Regions from separate parts of the Mus musculus genome. Here region 2 is linked to region 1. Evidence: chromatin contacts called from ENCODE Hi-C or POLR2A ChIA-PET data. All regions are on one chromosome and are shown on one strand. The core of a region is the stretch at or near the end of the contact, and the rest is flanking DNA. Distances in the headings are between cores, read along the strand shown.

Region 1 (3,192 bases), core at 326-2,825:
CAGAAAGCAGAATGCGCTTAGGGAAAAGTCAGCAACTAACATGCTCAAGGGTCCTGACCCTTGTCCCATCCCTCCTCAGAGGATGCAGCAGCTCAACTGTACCCATCTTAACATCACCTCATCTGAGAGCCAAGAACACTCCAGACAAAACTTGGGTCCTGAATTCATGGACACTGAATGTAAAGTGATACTTTCAAATATATTTGTGTGTGTGTGTGTGTGTGTGTGTGTGTGTGTGTGTGTTTATGTGTATTATGTGTGTGTGAATGTAGAAATATATATATGTGTGTGTGTGTATATATATATGTATATACACACACACATATATACATACATATATGAATGATTTCTATTTCTTTCTAACTTTGAGATGAGAAAAAAAACTGTTTTGCCATAAAGGGCTATAGTTGCTGGCAACTTTCCAAATTCTTTCTTTTTTACTGCCAAGGCCAGCTTTCTGCTTTCAGTGACTTCCAATCACCAGTGTGCTCAACATTGTATTATTCTGATTGCTCATTATGACAAGCATTTTGGGAAAACACAGCCAAAGGTCATGCGCAAAGAGTGTCTTGGAGACTTTCATTCTCTGGTCCCCAAATTATGCCTCTCTCACCTTAATTCCAACAGTAGGGACTAAACCTGGTGGGGAATTTGAGGGATCAAGCATTTGTCACTATTATTGCATGCCCCCCACCCCTCCGCATTCATATGAAGGTTCCCCAAGGCAAAAAGCAACTTGCTAGCTCACTGCATCTTCCTGTCACTGGAAGTTACATAGAGAGCGCTAAAGGACTCAGGAGCCACCAAATACCTCTGGGTGGAACCCACAGTCACTGGAATGGGTCTTTAGTGAATGCAACAGAAACGGACTTCCAAAAGTGAACCAGCATGAACCTGGGCTTGGGACGGACAAGGGTGGAGAGGTGGACAGGGAGGCGCTCGAAGGCCAGGCTGGGGACCCACTCGTCCGGGTTACACGCACCTGCGTGCCCTTCTCTCTCCTCCCCAGGGCCCCGCGGGGAAGGCAACGCAAAGGGCACCGGCCATACCCACCGCTGGGCGCAGCGGCCCCCCGGGCACGGGGCCGGGATGAGGTGGCGAGCGCAGGTAGCAGGAGAAGGACGAGGAGCAGGCGGCAGGGCGGCGCGCGGGCCGGCACCGGGCCGGCGGGGCAGCGGCCGGGGCCGCAGGAGGCGCCGGGAAGGCTGCAACCCGTCAGGGTCGGCCGCCGGGAGATGCTGCCGGGCGGCTTCATGGCTCATCGCTCCCGGGCGCCGGTCCGAGTGACCCGCGAGAGAGCCGGGCTGGGCTGCGGGGCGGCTGCGGGCGGAGCCGGTCACGCCGGCTGGGCGCGCATGCTGCGGCCGCGGGCAGGGGTCAGGGGCTGGGGTCTCGGGGACGGCGGCGCGCCGTCCTCTGCTCTTTCCGCCTTTCCGGGAGCGGCCCGCAGAGAGGGGTCCCCGCCGCTCCACCAACTTGGAGCCTCCTCCAGTGGCTGCACCCTCCCAGTGGCGGGCGCGGCCGCACCAGTGACTGCGGGGGTTGCTGCCGGGCCTAAGGATGCTGAGGAGGCGCGCGCAGGAGCGAGCGGCACGGGCACGCGCGGCGCGGGCGCGAGACTCGGGGACGCGCAGCGCGGTACTGCACCCCACCCTCCGGGAGCGCGCCCGAACGGGGTTTCGGGTGCGGATGCTGATGCTCTTGCAGATGCTGATGCTGTAGCCTGCATGGGCCGCGCTGCGCATGCTCGACTGTGGGAGCCCTGGGGGGGGGGGGGGGCAGAGTGATGCAGCATCCCAGGCAGCATCAAAATAGTTGGTGGCACCTCCAAAGACCAGAGGTAGGGGAGAAAGAAGTTTGCAGTCAGGGATGACCCCAAGAGGAAAGTGCAAGGGTTTCCAGGCCTGGGGCAAGCCTGATCTGGCAACAACTTGCCAAGAAAAGCGACCCATCCTCAACACCCACTCCTATACCAACTCTCCAGCGCAAGGAAAACTGAGACTATGCATTTTCCTTCTCAAACCTTTATTTATTTCCTTCCTTCAAATAAAGGGCTGCAGCCAGGGAGGTAAAAATAGCTGTGCTCCTCATAGCAGCGAGTGGGATGACAGTGGGAAGCACTGTGGTGCATCCGCAGGCTGGCGTCTGTGGGCACTGAGCCACTGGGATCCCCTTGCAGGGTCGTGGGTCCTCCCTCCTCGTGCCCATAGGGCTTTGAAGAGAGCTAAATTCAGAAAGTGTGACGGGCCATATTCTGGAATAGAAGAAATACAGAGATTAGAAAGCAACCGTGCAGCTATCTTAGGAAATCTATCGTTTGTCAACCAGCCTTGGGGGTGCGCAGGCATTTCTGAGAACACACTTCTATTTTTGAGATCCAGTCGTATCTTGTGCAGAGAAAGGGGGTATTTTCGCTCAGTGCTGTCAGTTCCCTGGTTTGGGTGGGTTAGCAGCCGCTACTAATTCTGGTGGTTCCTAATTAAAATTTGAGGCCCATTTCTATCACTGGACTCTGGTAACACCAACAGTAACTTATCCACTCTCCCAAGACTGGTCTGAGTAATAACAATGGTGTCTAACTCCATTATTGATATTTAAAATAGAGCTAAGGATATCTACTTGGAAAGGGCTGGGAAGGTTCTAGAAGTGTGTGATTAAAATAACAGTCAAGGCTGTTAGCCACCTTCTGTACCCGAGCTTCACGGAACGAACTTCTGGAGACAGACAAAGATGACAGGCCTGCATGCAGATCTCACACTGCAGAGCGGTTGAGGTGTCAGATATTAATTTTAATCTCTTCTTTCCACATTTGAGCATGAGTATTTATTGGACACATGGATTTAATTAATTAACCAATGTTCGTTCGCATGCACACACACACACACACACTCTCTATGCGAGCAGCAACAGTTTTCATTCACATTGTAACGCTAGGTCCTAACATGCTATCTAAGGACCAGGGAAATCTCTTGGATAATACATGGCCAATGAGTAAGCCAGGAGATTGTCTATAATATACATCCTGAAAAGGGGGTACGGAGACCTCGTAGTGCATGAGGTTAGTGACTTTCCTACTTGCTATCCTTGGCTCTCCATATGCAAATCATTTTTCCCTATCAAAACATGGCAAAAACAGGTGCTGGGGGTGTAGTGTTTACCTATCATGTAAAGGCCCTGAGCACTCCATTCCAG
Region 2 (3,192 bases), core at 325-2,824, 33 kb before region 1:
CCTGCTGCCTGAGAATCAGAAACAACCTGACTGCAAGCACAACTATGGGCTAACCAACAACTTCATACCATGGATTTCCCCACACTCTCTGAAACATATAAGAAGGGACCCCTGCTTAGCCTTGTGAGTCTCAACTCTCTTCAGAGCTCCACCATACCCATCTGTTTATCTGTGGTATTGATTCCTCTAATAAACATCTTACCCAAAAAGGTAATCCATCTTACTGTCTCTCTTGACCTTTCAATGCCTGGATGTACTTCTCCATCTCCTCCATCCCCACCCCCACACCCCTACCCCATTTCTCAATATTTGCCTTGCTGATGTAAGACATGATCCGCATGTCTTACAAGGTAGGTCTCCAACATTACCCCTTCTAACATGTATTTTCATATTCCTCCTGCCTGAAGAGCTGCCTCTCCTTGGTGTGTCAGTTAGCCATAAAAGTGGAATTTTGAGGTGCATGTGAGATAAGATGCTGTCCCTTTAAATGCCTCCTGGCATCCTTTTAAGTTGTTTTGTTATTGTGATCACATCAGGCACCATTTTAAACCAAGAAAAACTGCTGACTTTTACTCCAGGTACCCAAAGTATAAACTTTGTTAATTATAATGCTAAATTCTGTATATGAGGATTGACATTCTCTGGCTACAGCCACCCACCATTTTTTTTGGTTTGGTTTGGTTTGGTTTTTTTTTTTTTTTTTTTTTTTTGAGACAGGGTTTCTCTGTATAGCCCTGGCTGTCCTGGAACTCACTTTGTAGACCAGATTAGCCTCGAACTCAGAAATCCGCCTGCCTCTGCCTCCCAAGTGCTGGGATTAAAGGTATGTGCCACCATTGCCAGGCAGCCAACCAACATTTTTAAACATGTGATTCATGAGAAAGCTTATTCAACGACTCCTACTGAACATGCTCATGAATGTGAGAGAGTCTATGAGACAACGCCTACCAGCATGAATATGCAGTGTCTTCCAATGAAATCCTAGCCTTCTGTGTGCAAAGAGACAGTGCCTGTTGAGCAATTAACCTATTCCCCATGCTGTCCTTGGCTACAGATAAGTAGCCTTTCTTCACTGACTGTCCTGACTGTCTTGGTCACACTACTATAGCATTCCACATTAACCTTTAGCACAAGACACCCCACACTCTTCTAAAGTTATTTTTATCTCTCTATCAACCATCCCCAGCTAGACTCAATCCCTCAAGCAAGGATATTCATAATAGGTATTCAATCTGATTCTTCTGCATGTTAAATGTTAGGTAATTCCTGGTCTGCCTCTGTAACTCTAAATACCCTGGGCATCCCATCAGACCCTTTCTCAGACATCGCTTCTTTGACTGGGAAGTTCTGCTGCGGTCATGCTATTTTACTATTCAGAATACACAGCATTTGATGCAGCCGTGGTGGTGCAATGTAAGCAGAGCTGCCCTCCAAAGTCCACTGCAGTACTGACTGCAACCTCCTCTTCAGGCAGCATCAGATATGGAAAGGACTGAGACAAACTAAAATTAGCCTCATCCTGGTACTCAGCATAGCCGACGACTTGGCAAGACAATCTCTTATGCAGGCACACTGCTGACATAGCATGGTGAACTGGAACTCAACCAAAGGAGAAAACCTGCAATATCTTTAACACAGAAATTCTGAGTTCTGCTGATTCATTCTGACTTAAAGCTGCAATAACACTTGAGTAAGGAGCACCCAAGCTTACTCCGCAACTTTTTTCTGCAGAGCTGACAGAATTTGGCATACAAGAAATTTAATAGTCTTCTGCGATTCCTCAGATGTTGGCTGTGGTCACCTGCATTACAGTGTCTGGTAGCATTAAGTAATTATTTCTTATAAAATGTAGTCCTGTTTAAATTATTGATGAGAGCTGAAAAATCCTACCTAGTGTAAAGAGACTCATATGGGAAACCACCTTCACCAAAGACAAGAGCGTTTGTTCACACTTTGCACGGGAACACCTGTATAGATTGTCCCAACTTAGGAAAAAGCATTTAAATATCAACATAAACACAGGCATAGAGACAGTGGGATAAATTTTCATCAGTACAGAGTTTCAAAGAATCTACATCAATGTGGAATTATGAAGCAAAGAACCTTCTCAAACTAGATACACATGAATCATTGCTTGCTTTCTTCTTCCTACAGAAGTCATATGTGTTGCATTATAAAAAGTAAAATGGAATAAATCTCTAGACTTAAGTCTAATTATGCTTCAATCAGTAATCTGTTATGCTTCTTATATAGTAATTACTACAGTTAGCACTTAATTAACTAGCATTACTTCAAATATTTATTCTTTTTAAAATTACAATATGGCAAGACTAGGCCCCTCAAGAGTCAATCATAGATCAGAGAGGGGCTCACAGGGCCCACCCCTCCTTACTGAACTATTGGCTATTGATGGATTCTGAGGGAGAGGTGGTGATTGTCTATGGTATGCACCAACTGATATGCCCATCAGACTCCAGTGGATCGTTTCAAACTCCATGGTCACAGATCCAATTCTGGTTAAACTCAGTGGGTCTCAAAAAAAGAAAATAAGATATGAATGTGGAAAGGAGACTTGAAGGGGAATAGGATGGGGTGGTTATTTGAGGTGGGGAAGAGATTAGAAAAGGTGAGGTTACAGTAATCAGAATATTCCTTATATATGTACAAAAGTCTGAAATCAACAACTCAGTAAGAAGTTATTAAGAATCATAATATATAAGTTCTCTATTTGGGAACATCTTAAATGTCTTATTTCAGGGAAGTAAAATAAAGATGCACCTACTATTTAGTCTTCCCTCTCTTCTTCAAGTATTCTTTGCCAAATAATGTACGAGAAAAAAATCAGTTGCTTCAGCAGAGACACTGTTTTGATGCACCTTAGAAATAGTGTTTTCCTGTGCCCGCCTCCTTGGAGGATTTGCTAGATACTTACTTGTTCAGTGTGAGGTCAAGAATGAACTTGGAGCCGAAAGCTTCGATCTGGAAGCTTGCCTGGGCCAGATGCACAGCCTAAAGAAAAAAAGACAGAGGAGCCTTAAGAGAGATTTAACAGGACCAGCATTTTTATGTAGACTTTTTAATGCATCTTTACGTATGAACTCATCTCTTTAAAGGACTGGGCATGCCATCTTGGTTCTGCTTGGAAGACCCACCACGTGAGCAGCAGAGAAAACTGTTCCTCCAAAACAAAGC

The links. A loop is a pair of places that touch in the nucleus more often than their neighbours do. ChIA-PET counts read pairs that join two places held with the same protein, here RNA polymerase II (POLR2A).
Region 2: a loop to region 1 is called in a map of left cerebral cortex, with 2.8 times the contacts of the local background. The contact joins the enhancer-like site here to the promoter of Adam23 in region 1. A Hi-C loop is called at or near these places in 1 of 37 maps with a recorded cell type or tissue (left cerebral cortex). POLR2A ChIA-PET finds 5 or more read pairs at or near these places in 1 of 5 experiments (embryonic stem cell).

Annotation. Positions count from the first base shown.
Region 1 is chr1:63,444,274-63,447,465 of GRCm38, reverse strand. It overlaps Adam23 (a disintegrin and metallopeptidase domain 23), which reads right to left and starts at 1,575. Exons shown (of 26, transcript NM_011780.3): 1 at 1,054-1,575. The coding sequence starts at 1,255.
Region 2 is chr1:63,477,496-63,480,687 of GRCm38, reverse strand. Adam23 (a disintegrin and metallopeptidase domain 23) reads right to left here. Exons shown (of 26, transcript NM_011780.3): 3 at 2,933-3,009. Among named protein-coding and RNA genes, the nearest start is that of Adam23, 33 kb to the right of the region's middle. Within about 2 kb of position 1,574, at least 1 of the 3 ENCODE cell types and tissues checked has a DNase peak (open chromatin) inside an H3K27ac peak, as active enhancers do; it is left cerebral cortex, where a contact is called at or near this core.